2 separate regions of the Homo sapiens genome follow, and region 1 is linked to region 2. Evidence: chromatin loops called from intact Hi-C (ENCODE). Cell type or tissue: ascending aorta. All regions are shown on one strand.

Region 1 (8,000 bases), 150 kb before region 2:
AGGATAGATATGAAATCTAAATAACTAAGGCTACTTCAAAGGGTGTCCTCATAGAACCACCCACCAGCACTCAGCTTCAACTATATGCGTTTCCTGCTCTGTTGATTCCCCTTTTGGAAACTGTTTCATCGTTTTTCTCCCCATACACACATTATCCAAGGCAGCTGTAACACTGTGGAAGGTCACCAACCACACAGTTTCTACTTAGAAATGAGCTTTGGTGGCCTTAGCTTTGCCAGAAAATGGGTACATGATACAGAACACATCATCTATCTCTCTAAGCATTCATTTTCTTATTTATTTATTTATTTATTTATTTTTTCTTTTGAGACAGAGTTTCGCTCTTGTTGCCAAGGCTGGAGTGCAATGGTGCAATCTTGGCCCACTGCAACCTCCGCCTCCCAGGTTTAAAAATTCTCCTGCCTCAGCCTCCTGAGTAACTGGGATTACAGGTACATGCCACCACACCTGGCTAATTTTTTTTTTTTTTTTTTTTGTATTATTAGTAGAGATGAGTTTTCACCATGTTGGCCAGGCTGGTCTTGAACTCCTGACCTCAAGTGATCCACCTGCCTTGGCCTCCCAAAGTGCTGGGATTACAAGCGTGAGCCACCACTCCTGGCCAGTTTCCTTATTGTTTAAATAAGGAGATTGGACTAGATAATTCTAAAACTATTTCCAGTTCCAAGATTTTAAAACTGTCCCTCTTCTGATTTTAACACATGGTCAACATAACCCTTTACTTTGTTGAATTGCATTTTTGTGTTGATACTTCCCAAATCTATATCTCAAGGTCACATGTGGTCCATTCTCTCTCATGCGGTCCATTCTCATGTAGCAAACTTCCCCCCGAACATCTCCATCTGTACATAGTGTAGGCTTCTCAAACGCACTATGCCCAACATGACTCATAGTTTCCCCAGTAAGTTGTTTATTTTTCTGTATACTTTCCTCACCTTGTCTAAGCATTGCTTTCCCTTTGAGTCTTCTACCCGCGTTTTCTGCAAGAAGCAACTATTTATCTTCCAAGACTCTACTAACAAATCAGCTTCCTATGTGAAATTTTTTCAAGCCCACTTTCTCCCCAGGTACAACCACCTATTACTACCTTCCATGGCATGCTGAGTAGACTGGTATCAGAGCACCCACATGCGTTTACTGCACGTGTTTATTTGTGTGTTTACGTTTCGAATTCCTTGAGGGTAGGGATAGTTTTTATTTCCTCATGATCCTACCCACAGCTCAGAAAGTATTAATAGCAGGTGATTAACAAATATTGAATGAACAAGGGAAAATGAAAATTCTGTAATGTGAGGATTGCTCCTGTCATTACCATACCTGGCATATGTCCTCCACCAATAGTCTCATCAAGGAATGGAGAAGCCACTGGCTCTCTGGCTTCTTGCCTAGTCTTATGTGCTCACCGACTTATGAAGACTCATATAAATGCCAGCCTTCATTTGATTATACACATCTTCCCGCTGTGGGAATTCAGTGTCCTTTTAGTGTCTATTCTGTTTTGCAGAGTGCAGATACCACATTTCCTGCTTCTTTTCTATCTTCCCTAGGATTAAGATTAGAATAACGAGGCCGGGCCCAGTGGCTCATGCCTGTAATCCCAGCACTTTGGGGGGCCGAGGTGGGTAGATCACCTGAGGTCAATAGTTCAAGACCAGTCTGGCCAACATGGTGAAACTCCATCTCTACTAAAAATACAAAAATTAGCTGGGTGTGGTGGTGCACACCTGTAATCTCAGCTACTAGGAAGGCTGAGGCAGGAGAATTGCTTGAACCTGGGAGGCAGAGGTTGCAGTAAGCCAAGATCACGCCACTGCACACCAGCCTGGGTGACAGAGTGAGACTCGGTCTCAAAAAAAAAAAAAAAAAAAAAAAAAGTGACTAAAATAATGATGTCTAGTCGGTTTCTTTCTTTCTTTCTTTTTTTACTTTAAGTTCTGGGATACATGGTGGTTTGTTGCACCTATCAACCCATCATCTAGTCAGTTTCTAATATTTGTTCATTTTTTGAACCCCGCATTTGACTCGGTTCTCTCTCAGTAATCAGCTGAAATTTTATTAAACACAGGAAATTTATATATAAACCAGCCTCATCATAACCAATTAACAAATGTACTTCCAGCTCCTCAAAATGTTAATGAAATTTACACCTGATACTAAGCTCTCATTCAGTAGGTATACTTGGATAAATAAGCTGTCAGACTAGAGTGGCTGAACATTTCTCAGCATCCTCTCAAAACACCTCCCACTCCTCGGTAAGGCTGGAAAATATTTGCTAAAGTGATTTATTTTAGCAAGGTCAGAAAGCCATCTGTGGATTGTAAAAATGACAGAATTAGTTTTCCTTCCCTTAATGTTTTTTAAACTTCCTGGTGCTGTAGTAATTAACATGGAGGTCACATACAAATGGGAGACAAGTTTGCCTTTTAAGAGAAGTTTTTTCTGTGTGATCTATTGCTATCACACATCCACTAAGGCTTATCTGAGATAACTAATGTTTTCAAGTCTGCCCTTGACCTTCCTTCCCCAAATGGGCAGTACTTAGTCACTACCAGTCATTTTCTTCCCCTGCCATCCTTCCTTATATTTGTTGATATAGTCAGGAACAACCCCTTGGAAGTTAGTGTATCGTTGAAAAGATCACCAATATTTTGGACCAGGTCAGCAGGCAAGATTGAACATAATGCGTAACCTAGTTTAAACCAACTATATGTCAATAATGATAATTATTATTATTCTTTATCAAACACTTTATTCAGTGCCATTGGTAATTACATAATTAATGCATTTAATTCTTAAAACAGCCCTATAATGTAAGGATTCCATACTAGCTGAGGAAAGGAAGGACTGGAGGGGTTGTCAGTTGTCTGTGGTCACACAGCCAGTAGATGGCCAAGTTAAAATTTGCATTCCTTCCTGTGCCTTTTCCATTTCACCAGTACTTACAAGAAAATGTCCATGTCTTAAATGAGAAGGGTTCTTGAGGAGATGTGCTTAAGACAAATGGTGACCTGTTCAGCAGGAATATAGCCCTATGTCTGTTGTCACTTAGTTGGAAAAAGATTCAGAAGGCTGAGATGTTGAAACTGTGCACATAATGAATTGAACAGAGGTTTGACTGACTCACAGATGTTTCTTTGCCTTCCAGGAAGATTTCCAACCCGCAGCAGCTTCAGAGACCAACTGGGAATCTGTCACAAGCTCTATTTCAGTAAGTAATTTATTACTCTGTTGCCAGCAAAAGAAACGGATGGAACAGCTAAGGTCAACCCCAAAAGGACTTCACCTGCATTAAGGACCTGTGGCTTGATCAAAAGCTAGATCTCAAACAGGATGTGTTTCTCCATTTCATTCAGGTTACAATGGATTATGTCAGAAACCCTTTTCCCTGTCTGTCAGAAATGTTTCCAGGAACTGCCAGTATAGCATGGTAGGAACTCACACTAGGTAATAACTTAAATATTTTTCATTTTCAGAGCAGAGCATTCCAATTAAAGGTCTGTCCAAACATATCAAACATATCAAACTAGTTCATGGCCCACACTCAAGTGGGGAATTTCAAAATAGCTTTCGAATATTCCTGGGGAAGACGTTAACCTTTGCATTTTCAAGGGTCTTTTCAGACTTGAAAAATCCCAATGTTTACAGTAAGATAATAAGTGCAAATCAGGCATGTATTCTATTTTACTTGGATATAAAACATAACTCACCCTGAAGCTGTAAAATGGTTCATGCTCCAGTTTTTCTCTAAACTTAGTCATTTCTCAGTATTCAGTCTCCTTATCTACTTTGCACAGAAAGAACAGACCTTGTTTTCACCAATCCTATGTGTGGCACTTATGTAGCAATAAAATACAAGATAATAAATGCAGTTGTTTACTAAAAGGTCAAGAACATAGAGAAAGCTTGCCCATGGTTCTGAGTAGGTCCGTGTGGCTGAGTCAGAGTTGTTGTTTTTTTTCCTAAAATTGGTATGTTATCTTTTGCTCTCTGGAGGATTTTTTAAAAACTCTTTCATATGGCAGGATTCCCTCCACTATGAATTATGTGGCTATTTAATTCACCTGGTATGGATGCTGGACTAGAACCTCATCTGATCAAAAGATTGGAGAGATCTTTGACAGTGATAATAAGTGTTTTGTGTGCTTTCAACAGTCCAGAATACATGCTCTGAACCTAACTTGGTGTAGGCAATCATTATCAATTAGATGAAAGTCAACACAAGGCAGATATGCTGAAGAGGTGCTCAGGCTAAGCAGGAGGGTCACAGTAGAGGCTGATAACTCAAGGCAGACACCAGCAGTTTTTGCAACCTTGACTGAGGGTCATGGGATGCTGCAGCTTCTCAGGCACCTTCGACATGATAGCTCAGGGTTGTCTAATGATTCTTGCTCCAACCACAGAATTACAAGCCTTAAAGGACCTTCAACAAATTAAGAATAACCCAGGTCCTTTAAAAGAGAGGCATTGTCTCATCCTTTTGGAGTATCTGGGGAAGTTCCCTGGGTCCAAATCCACTGCAAAAGCTTCTCGTTTGAGTTTCAAGTCTAGGTGCTGCTTAACTCTCTTGTAAGACCAAGCTAGTTTCTTTACTCAGCACTCCATTGTTCAAGAACTTTCTGGAGCAGGAGCAGGGGTCATTGGACCTACCATTGACTTCTGTTTAAACCATACTTTGTTTTTGTTGAAAGTGGTTTTGCATTTCCAGAGCATTTCTTTTTTACAAATTGTTATCATTTTAAATTAATGCAGTTAACTTCAGAATTGATTTTTATAAATACGTGACAAAAGCTGAATGAAATCATATTTACTGTTCAGCTGAAGGAGACACATTAAATTAGTTCTTTTTCTCAAAAATAGTTTTAAAATATTTACCTCAGAAACCAAAATGTTCTTGTAGTCTTATTAGGTCACCTCATCATTCATAAATATTTCCTCAGCTGTCGTTGTTGTTTCTGTCAACTGCCCTAAATCAAAACTTGAAAACAGCAGTAAAGCTCATACATAGGGACATGTTTGCATTTTACCTATGGTTTGGATTGACTCTTCAGCCTCATGTTAGAAGAGATTAAATTTCCCCCTCCCTTCTAAGGGACTGAGAGTTCCCCACAGCTTTCTCTGAGAGAGATGTCTGTGTACACACTACATTCTAGGCACTGCTGGGAGCCACCCTGGAGAACTCCATGCAGCCACTTTCCCCAGAGCTGTCACAAGAAGCTTTCACTGGCGTGGGAATGACTTGATCGGTGTCCCTGTTTTTATTTCAAAAATGAGGGAAGCATTTTAATTTCAAAGATTTTTTATGTGCTGCCATGCTTCTAATTTCGTCAGCTCATTTTGAGTTTTGTGGTTCTTAGAACCACACTATTGTGACACAAGGCTGCTTGTAAACCATCTGGTGCATGTTAGCCAGATAGACTGTAGATTATCCGACAATACAAGTTAATGGCGATTTGGAATTATAGTCCTGAATTATAAGTCTTCCACCTCTAGCATGTGACCTCAAGAGAGATGTGAAAGACAGAAATGATGTGTGTCAGTCAGGGTTCAGCTCGTATCAAGCAGACACACACAGACACAGACACCCACACACAGTCACGTAGATTAAAGGGACAACCTATCAGAAACAGAAGGAACAAATATGGCTGCACCCAGATGAGAGCTATATAATATCAACAATATGACTGTAGAGGACATCTTTAACATGGCTTGAACTGTGATTAAATCTCTGGATTCTTCCGTAATGTATGACAAAGACCGTGCCTCCAGATAAATGATCATTATTACCTGGATACACCTGAACAGAATACAGAGTGGACTCATAAGGTAATGAATGTAGCATGGCAGGAAAGGTTTGTTCAGAACTTATTTTAACAAGGATGACTGAAAATTAGATGTATGGTTTCTTGTAAAAGAAAAAAAAAATGGAGCTGGCCTGACACATTCATCGGTCTATTTCACCCTCTCACCCAACTCCCTTGACTCCCTTTTCCCTACAGGGAATATTTGAAAACTGCTCCTGAGTTATACCAATGGTAGATTAATGCTTTAAAGCCTCTTACTTGTGTGAAGAGGGACTGTTACTCTGAGAGCAGATGATCATCAAATCACTTAGCAACCTTTGGACCTTGATTGGTTAAAGAGAGACAACATTGCCTGAGAGTAAGGTTATAAATTGTGGGCTTGGCTGTCTGGGACTCAATAGCACATAATTTTTCTTGATTAGATACTACAGTCAAATCTTAGGAAAGCAAGTTTTCATTAATTCCTATTTTCCCTTAGTGATAGGAGATATTTGCCTTTGGGGAATCTTATTTGTTTGGTAGTTTCTTTAAAGACATTTAAAAATCATTTGAGGCTGTATGCTCTCTATTTCCTTGTTAATGGGTCATGAATTTTAACAGAGATGTTTGAATCATGGCTCATTTACCTCTAGATTGTACAAGGGTTAGTGAAGTAAGTGCTTGGAAACCTCATGTGCCATGTATTCCATGGCAAAATACATAATCCTTTCCAGGCTTTCAATGATGTTGTGTTTCTCATTTAAAGAGTCTTCCTGAGAAGTTTTAATGGCAACTGGGATCACTAGCAAACTATAGCACTTTAAAAAAATATGTTCCCCATGTGAATCCTCTCCTTTTAAGTCAAGAGAGCCAATTTCATGGCTAATTATCTTTGTTGACAGTAAATAAGTTGGTGAAAGTGCTAAATTTTATGAAAATGTCTCCAGAGTAGATTCGTACATTGCTCACACATCATCTGCAATGCCAGGTGACCTGTAAAGGGGGAATGTGGAACTTAACAGTGGGAGAGTGGAATTAATTATCAAAACTAATGTGGAAGGAGTTTGAAATTTTGATTCCCACTATTATTTGTTGTTATGTGGATGATTTGGGACCATGAACCAAGAAACTGGATAACTTAATTTTATATATTTCTATCTCGTTCTATATTTTTAGATGATTACACTTAAGATAAACTGGAAGTTTTCTGATCTACTTGGATTTGATTTACAAAAAAGCGAATGTTATCTTTTTAGTAATTAATTGATTTTTATCCAAGAATATGGCAAGACAATACCATGTTGTTTTTACATAGCATTCAAACGTATGATGTCTTATACTCAGAAGCCTGTTTATGTTCCTTCCGTATAGTTGAATGACTGTTGTATTTCACAGCAATGGACTTATTCTGAGTACACTGAGCTGTATGTCACTCTTAGGGGGTATCCTATAACTCTCCATCAGTAACGGATCCCACTCTGATTGCGGATGCTCTGGACAAAAAAATTGCAGAATTTGATACAGTGGAAGATCTGCTCAAGTACTTCAATCCAGAGTCATGGCAAGAAGATCTTGAGAATATGTATCTGGACACCCCTCGGTATCGAGGCAGGTCATACCATGACCGGAAGTCAAAAGGTAAGAGACAGACACTTGTACATTCTTCATAAGCACATAGAAATCTTAACAGTACAAGCTGAGTATCCCTTATCCAAAGTATTTGAAACCAGAAGTCTTTTGGATTTTGGATGCTTTTTGGATTTTGGAACATTTACATTTATACTTGCTGGCTCAGTATCCCTAATCCAAAAATCTGAACTCCAAAATGTTCCAGTGAGCATTCCCTTTGAGAATCATGTTGGTGCTCAAAAAGTTTTGGATTTTGGATCATTTCAGAGTTTAGATTTTTGGACTAGGGACATAACCTGTAATAATGAGTAAGGATTAGCAGTACAATATATTTAACTCACTTAGATCAGGTGGTTACTATCAGTCCATTGTCATGTTTCACAGCACTTTCAAATGAAGTTCTGCATTTTGCCCAAACTGTGTTTTTTTTGCATCAGACTAAGAAGGGTTTGGTCCCGTGAAAGATATATAGGTCATAGTTTGGAGCTGGATGAGATCTTATAAAAATTATCTGAACCAGCTTCTTATTTTTTGGCAAGCAAGGCATTATTAGCCCCAATTTTACAGTGG
Region 2 (8,000 bases):
AGAGTACTAGGCTTTCTGCGAGCTGGCTCAGTTTATCTGCTGACATTCATGTCCTGCCTTTCTTCCTCGCTCAGGTAACAGATATGTAGGGCCATCACTTCCAAGTATACATGGCACCTCACCACCCTATGCCTTTTCAAATGCATTCCCTCTCCTCAGAATTCTGTTACCTCCCTTGCCCATGTGGTAGACTAGAAATTTTTTAGTTCTTCACTCAAATGTTTCAGCATTTCTGAAAGGTTTTCTGTCTTTCCTGGGGAAACATACATGTTCCTTCTCCCATAAAACCACAGTTCCTTGAGTACTTATGCATCCACAGAGAATTTAACATGTCTTATTGTGGCCTTGAAGTATGTCTTTCCATGAAGCTATAGTAGACTTGAAAGCAAAAATAGAGATCATTTTTCATCTCCTATAGCCAGTTACCCAATAAATATTTCCATCAATGACAGAGTTAATATACTCTGAAGTGTCTTTCTTGCCTCTCTGCTCCTGCTCTGTTGGTGAGTTTACCTGCCAAACTCTACTGCCCAACTCCTCCCCTGCCCAATATTATATAGAAATCTGAAATAATAAGAAGAATGAATAAATGAATGGTATGTAAACTATTGTAAAATTGCTCTCTAGCATTAAAAGTAGCAAATTGTTACCATAGGTAAAAACTAAACTTTTAGCCATAGTAACAGAAAAAATACCTTGATGATTGCTTTAATTCTATTTCTATTTGTAGATTTTCTATTTGATGATTGCTTTACTTTTATTTCTATTTGGTTCTAGTTCAAAACTAATTAATGGTTTACATTACATAGTATGTTTGGATTAATAGTGTTAACAAATGAATATCTGCTGATGATAGAAACTGGTATGTACATTTGTAATGTTTTCCTGCCCTTTGTTGACATAACTGATAGCCCAGCTTCACCCAACTCTCTATATATACTCAAACATAATAATCTTCTGTGGAAACTAAAAGATGTGTATTAGTACCAGTGAAGCAGCCCTTTCTGAAGCGCTTTTTGGAAGCAAAGAGAAAAGTGACTCCATTCAGTAAAATAAAAATAAAATGTTCAATGCTACCTCTATTTTAATTCAACTTACTTTAATTACATCAGTATGCAATCTCCATTATATAGAACTCTCAGTCCTGGATGCCTGGGAAAATATAATGGCAAATTTATAAGAAGCTTGCAATCTAGAATGAAGGAGAAGACATCCACACAAATAAGTGTAATAAGATGGAATTTACAATTGGAGAGGAATTGAGAGAGTGTGGCAGGGGTCCAGTGGAGGATAGGCAGAGGTTTCATGGAGGGCCTGGCCTTTAAAACTGGTTTCTGAGGCTGGAATCGATTTCCACAGGAGAAGTTGGGCAGTGGAGTTCGGCAGGTTAATTCACACACAGAGCAGGGGCAAAGAGGACAAGAAAGACACAGGAGAGTATGTTTTTAGGAAAGCCAGGATTGCAGTCTGACAGATGGCTAGGGTACGTATAGTTCAGCCTGAAGAAAAGATAAGCTAGAGTATTGATCAGGAGGATGAGGACCATGTGCTTAACTCTGTCACTGATGGAGAGATGCTGAAGGTATTGATTAGGAGAGTGTTCAGCAGCATGTGGATGTCCTGAAATAGGAGAAAAGATGTTGAAGATACTGCTTACTGCAACCTTTGGGAGAGGCAACAAGCACCTAGATGGTAGGAGGGAGTGGTGGGAATGATAATGAGGAAATCAAGTCAAGGTGTTTTGTAAAGAAAACATGTCATCTGCAGGATTTGGCAACTGATTGGATAAAATGTGAAAAAGAACGAAGAGTAAGAACCAAGAAGAATCTGAGGTTTCTATCTGGATTCTAGGGAGAAAGGTGCCACAAATTAAACAGCATGGAAACCAGAGGTGAAGAGAGAATCATTGAGGTTTAGGTACACGAGTCAAGTGCAAATGAAACATACACATGGAACACATTTCTAAGGATGGGCCTCTCCGGGAGCCCAGGAAGGAGGTTTCGAATAGAAATCTGAGAATCATCTCATAAACATGAATCCCAAAGTACAGATTTTCCTTTCACTTATATGATCTGTTGGAGGACCCTGCATCTTGTGGGAGGCACAAGTTATTTCTCTTTTGTTGACTGTGAACTAGGTCAACATTTTCAGCCCTATAAGATATGTATTATGGGCATTAAAGGAAATACACTTATGAAGGCTTTAAAATATATTAAATGCTCTGTAAATGCAAAATGTAAAGTGAAAATTATAGCTGTGTTCTGATCATGAGCAAGTAGGAAACAGTAGCCTACAGGATACAATGCAAGCTAAAAAGAGAAGGAATTATCCACAGTGGTGTGTATGCACCTGTGTGTGCGTGAGAGCGAGGGAGACAGAAAAAGAGGGAATGGGAATTTGTTTTCAGTACTCAAGGTGAAAGCATATCAATTTTCCTTCAATTCTGAGGATTGGGAAAAGTTCATATTTTCTGAAGGTTTACTTTCATATGCTATCGTCGTTGTAATTTGACACCTACAAAATAGTGTTCAGATGTACACAATAAACTTGCTCTTTTGAAAAGCTGGTTTTTTTTTTTTCGTTTTCTTCTTTCTAGTAGCTCTTCAGCTTGACATAAGACTTAATACCCAGGTGAGAAATGATAAAGAACATCTTACAAACTAAAGAAACTCAAGAAAAAGACTTTTATTCCTATTATTTGTCCTCTGCTCTTCCGGGTATTTTTTATTTTTTCCAATTCTAAAAGTCTCAAGGTTAACATCCTTTCATAAACCAGAGCAGAATCGTGGCTATATTCAGTGTTATTCAGATCTTTATGTTGCTTTTCACCATCATTGTATAAGATATGTGTATCATATATTTCCTTTAACTACCAACAAGATGTTGCTTTACTTACCCCTAGAAATTGATCTGCCTTTCATTAATTTAAATTTAATTACCATGTTAATTATTATAACTTTAAAAATACTTTTCTATATACAAACTATGAAAGTCTCTTGGCCATGAACCTTTCTTATAGGCTTTAACAAAAAAAAAACCTGTGTTGTAGTAGAGGTGCCTTGCTGGCACTTTTAACATGATCTTCTATTTATGATTATGTACCTTTAATGGATTAAACAGATACTTCATCAATGAAGACAATTCATTTAACAATTTCTCATGTGAATAGGATCACTTGGCCTTGTAAATATTTCTTGCACTGCTGTGAAAGCCACGCAGATTGTGAAATTTTCCCTAAGTATGTGATAATAAAAATGATGGCAATGGTGATTAGTCTGGAAGCAATTTTAAAATGTCTGATAACAATTCTCCAGTGACTTTGAATGACCCAGAATGAATTTCCAGTTCTCACACTCGACTTAAGAACACTGTTCTAGCACTGTCATCTGGACAACCCACAATCTTTCCAAAACCACAACTATCAGCAAAACAACCACTGTACTCCTTTTCTCTAAAAACACAACCTCTTTTCTGGCTCAAATAATTTTTCTTAAGTTTAAATATTATATCATTATTACTTATAATTTCTTCAGAATATCTGATAATTATATCACAATACAACATTGAAAATAAAAAGCCAAAAAAAATGAGGTAAAGGATTCCTAAATAAAATGACTGGTTGCTTTTTCCTCGGTGTTAGGTAAAGTTATGTCCAAATATAATCACAACGCTACCCTGGACAATTTCATCTTATGATATCTGGCATGGCCCCTTAAATTTAAGACAATGGATAGTTGGGTAGGAAACACAATGGAGAAACATCTCAAAGTCACTTGAAATTCCCAGGGTTTATTTTTGCTGGAGGGAAGAAAATGTAGTAGACTACTTACTATGTAATCATTGGGCCATACAGAGGGCTTGCCAACAACATCTATGTTATTATAAGGATGAAAACTTTTTTTTTTTTTTTGGCTGGGCATAGTGGCTCATTCCTGTAATCCCAGCACTTTGGGAAGCCAAGGCAAATTACTTGAGGTCAGGAGTTCAAGACCAGCCTTCCCAACATAGTGAAACCCCATCTCTACTAAAAATACAAAAATTAGCCAGCCATGGTGGCAGGCGCCTGTAGTCCCAGCTATTCGGGAGGCTGAGGCAGGAGAATCGTTTGAACCCTGGAGGTGGAGGCTGCAGTGAGCTGAGATCGTGCCCCTGCACTCTAGCCTGGGCGATAGAGCAAGACTCTGTGTCAAAAAGAAAAAAAAAAAAAAGAAAACCTTTTTAAATTAAACCTTTTATTTTGAGATCATTGTAGATTCACATGCAATTGTAAGAAGTAATACAGTAATATGGAAAAATTCCATGTGCTCTTGACCTGGTGTTGCCCAGTGGTAACTTATTGCAAAAGTAGAGTACAATAGCACAACCAGGGTTTCAACCCTGAAAAGGTCAAGGTGCAGAGCATTTTCATCATTTTGGACTCATTTTTCCTTTTCATAGCCACACCCACTCCCTCCTCCCCACTTTCACTATCTCCTAAACCCTAACCACTAAACTCTTCTCCATATCTATAATTTTGTCATTTCCAGACTGTTATATAAACAGAATTACACAATATGTAACCTTTTGAGTTTGACTTTTTTTTCACTCCACACAATTCTCTAGAGGTTGTTATGTGTACCAATGATTCACTGCTTTTTATTATTAAGTAATATTCTATCATATGGACATACCACACTTTGTTTAACCATTTACCCACTGAAAGACATGTGAGGTTGTTTCCAGTATGGGACTACTATGAGTAATGCTTCTATAAACATTCATGCACAAGTTTTTGTGTGAACGTAATTCTTCATTTCTTGGAGATAAATGCCCAGAAGTGAACTTGTTGGGTTATATGGTATTTGCAGATTTCGTTTGTTAAGAAATGCCAAACTCTTCCAGAGTGCTTGTGCCATTTGACATCCACACTATCAATGTATGAGTGGTCCAGTGTCTCTGTATCCTCACCAGCATTTAGTGTTGTCACTAGATTTTTAATTTTTTTTATGTTAGCCCTCCTGATAGATGTGAATTGATATCTCATTGTTATTTTAGTTTCAACCCTCTGATGACTAATGATATTCTACATCTTTTCATGTGCTTATTTGCCATCTGTATATGCATTCTGGTGAAGCGTCTCTTCATTGCTTTCATCTGTTTTCAAATTGTATTGTTTGTTCCTTCAGTGGTTGAGTTCAAAGAGTTCCTTATATTTGAGACGTGAGTCCTTGTTGGATACGAAGTTTTCAAATATTTCTCTGTAGCTTGCCTTCTTATACTCTTAGCAGTGTCTCACAGGGCAAGAGTTTTTAACTTTGATAAAAGTATAATTTATTCATTTTTTTCTTTTATGGGTCATGCTTTTGGTGTCAAGTCTAATTATTTGACTAGCCCTAGATTCCAAAGATTTTCTCCTATATTTTCTTCTAAAAATTTTATAGTTTTATATTTTACAGTTAATTTCATGCTCAATTTTGAGTAATTTTTTTATGCACTTAAGTTGAGGTGGTTTTTTTGAGGTTTGAGGGTTTGTTGGGTTTTTCGTTTGTTTGTTTGTTTTGTGTGTGCGTGTGTTTTTGTTTTTTGCCTATGGAAGTTTAATTGCTCAAGTACCATTTATTGATAAGGCTATCTTTCCTCCAGTCAATTGCTTTACCACTTTTGTCAAAAAAATAGTTGGAAAGATTGAGTAGGTTTATTTCTGGATTCCTTGCTCTGATCCATTGATCTATGTTTATCTTTCTGCCAATATCGTGCAGTTTTGATTACTGTAGCTATAAGAAACGTCTTAAAATCAGGTAGACTAATTCATCCCACTTTCTTCTTAATCATTTTTTTTAAACTATTCCAGCTCTTTTGGTTTTTTGCATAAGTTTTAAAATAATCTTGTTTATACCTATAAAAAGTCTTGCAGGGAATTTGAGGGGAACTATGTTAAATCTGTAAACCAAGTCAGGAAAAGTCAACATTTTTATTATGTTGGGTCTTTCAATCCAGCAGCATTGTATGTTTGCCTACTTTATAGGTCTTCTGTAATTTTTTTCATCAGTACTTTCCAGTTTTCAGTGTAAATGTCCTGTGCATGTTTTCTCCAAATACACACTAAAGTATTTCATTTTTTGAACAATTGTAAATGTTACTTTTTTAACATTTTGGTGTCCATGTGTTAATTTCTAGTATATAGAATTACATTTGATTCTGTATATTGATCTATAGTGCAACCTTGCTTTATTCACTAACTAGTTCTTGAGTTTTTTTTAATACACTCTTTGAGATTTTTTTATATAGATGATAGTATCATCTACAAATAGAAGCAGTTTATTTCTTCCCCTTTGATTTGCATGCCTTTAATTTCCTTGTCTTGCCTTATTGCATTGGCTAGAACTTCTAGCATTATGTTGAATAAGAGTGGTAAGAGCTACATCCTTGCTTTGTTCCTGATCTTAGGAGGAAGGCATTCAGTTTTGCACCATTATGTATAATGTTAACTGAGGAGTTTTATATTTGCTCATTATCAAGCTGAGTAAGTTTTCCTTTATTTCTATTTTTCTAAGAGTTTTTATCATAAATGGGTGTTGAATTTTGTTGAAATGTTTTTCTGAATCCATTTATATAATTATGTGAGTTTTTTTCTTTAGCCTGCTAATATAGTGGATTACATAGGTTGATTTTTTCAAATGTTGAACCAGCCTTTCATCCTTGGAATCAACCCCATTTGGTCATGGTATATAATTGTTTTTGTATATTGCTGAATTCTGTTTGCTAATATTTTGTCAAGGATTTCAACACATCCATATACATGCAAAATATTCATCCCTGGTTTTCTTTCATTTTTATCTGGCTTCTTTTTGGTGTTTTTATCTGGTTTTGCTATCAGAGTAAAGATAGTTTCATAAAATGAATTGAGAAGTGTTCCTTCCTTTTATGTTTTGTAAAAGAGATTGTGTAGAATATAGAAAGGAAGCTTTTTGGTGATGTCTTGAAGAAATTGTTTGGAAGTATTTCACCATTGTTTTTGACACTGAGGATGGTATCCTTATAGCCACAAAATATAATGTAAAGAATAACAGAAGACACAATGGTGGTGTTGGGACTATCCCTTTTGGTGTTCCCCCACCCACACAAGGAGACATCTTTTTATAATGTACATCAAATGCACAATTTTTTGTTTTCCTTTCCTGTATCAAAGACGAGTGTGTTGTTCTTTCATGTGAGAAAAAATGAAAGTAGAAAGTGTTTAGCATTTTCTTTGTCTCACCTCCCCGAGTTCCCACTTATTGTTCAGGCTCCGTGAACGAATCCCATCGGACACTCAATTCACCCAAATGAAGTTTGCACAAAATGATGCCTCAGTACTCAGGCTTTGGGATGCTAATGTCTGAGTGACGTGCAGCCTTGAGTTTTTTTTCCTGCTCCAAATTTGCACTGGTGTGTGTGTGTGTGTGTGTGTAGAAGTGAGGGTTTTTAAAAAAAAAAAAATCCTAGGTTCCTCTAATTTGCATGAGATGTGATATTGTCAAATAGTTTCTTGGGCCTTTAATTATTCTCTTATTTGCCTGGGTTGGGCTCTTTCTACCCAGTGTCAGCAGTATCCCTTCTCACTTTCCTGTAGGGAAAAAATTATTCTTGGAGCCTTTTCATCTGCAATTACCCAAGCCTGCCAAGAAATGGCTTTTAGCAGACTGCAACAGAATCTCTGAATACAAATAAATTCAAGGACTTATCAAAAAGCATTCAAGTCATAGACCAGTTTCCATTTGAGAAGAAAAATAGCAATTAATGGAGAGTCTGAGTTCAAAATTCACTTGATGAGAGAATTATTTTTATATGTATGTATAAGCAGGGGATAACTACATTATATAAGCTGGGTTTTTCATTTTTTTCATGAAACAAAAGAAAATGAGAATAATAGTCTGCTTCTCCAAACATGAAAATAAAACAGTAAAAACAGAAAAATATATTTCCTTAAATTTTCTCTTTGTCCATGGTGTTTAAACTATGTCTATAATGTTGCCTTTACA

What was found. A loop is a pair of places that touch in the nucleus more often than their neighbours do. Peaks named below come from ENCODE experiments on the same cell type or tissue, not always from the same donor. Only the 100,000 strongest peaks of a DNase experiment are listed, where the experiment ranks them.
Region 1: it touches region 2 in a loop (3.0-fold over the local background); 3 of 110 quality-filtered maps call a loop at or near these places.

What each region holds. Positions count from the first base shown.
Region 1 is chr11:103,942,891-103,950,890 of GRCh38, reverse strand. PDGFD (platelet derived growth factor D) reads left to right here. Exons shown (of 7, transcript NM_025208.5): 4 at 3,167-3,229; 5 at 7,241-7,439. Among named protein-coding and RNA genes, the nearest start is that of PDGFDDN, 40 kb to the right of the region's middle. In ascending aorta, no CTCF peak of the experiment used is centred here; a DNase peak (open chromatin) is centred at 3,190; H3K27ac peaks cover 2,552 bases.
Region 2 is chr11:103,789,763-103,797,762 of GRCh38, reverse strand. No RefSeq gene overlaps it. Among named protein-coding and RNA genes, the nearest start is that of MIR4693, 56 kb to the left of the region's middle. In ascending aorta, no CTCF peak of the experiment used is centred here; a DNase peak (open chromatin) is centred at 3,922; H3K27ac peaks cover 1,664 bases.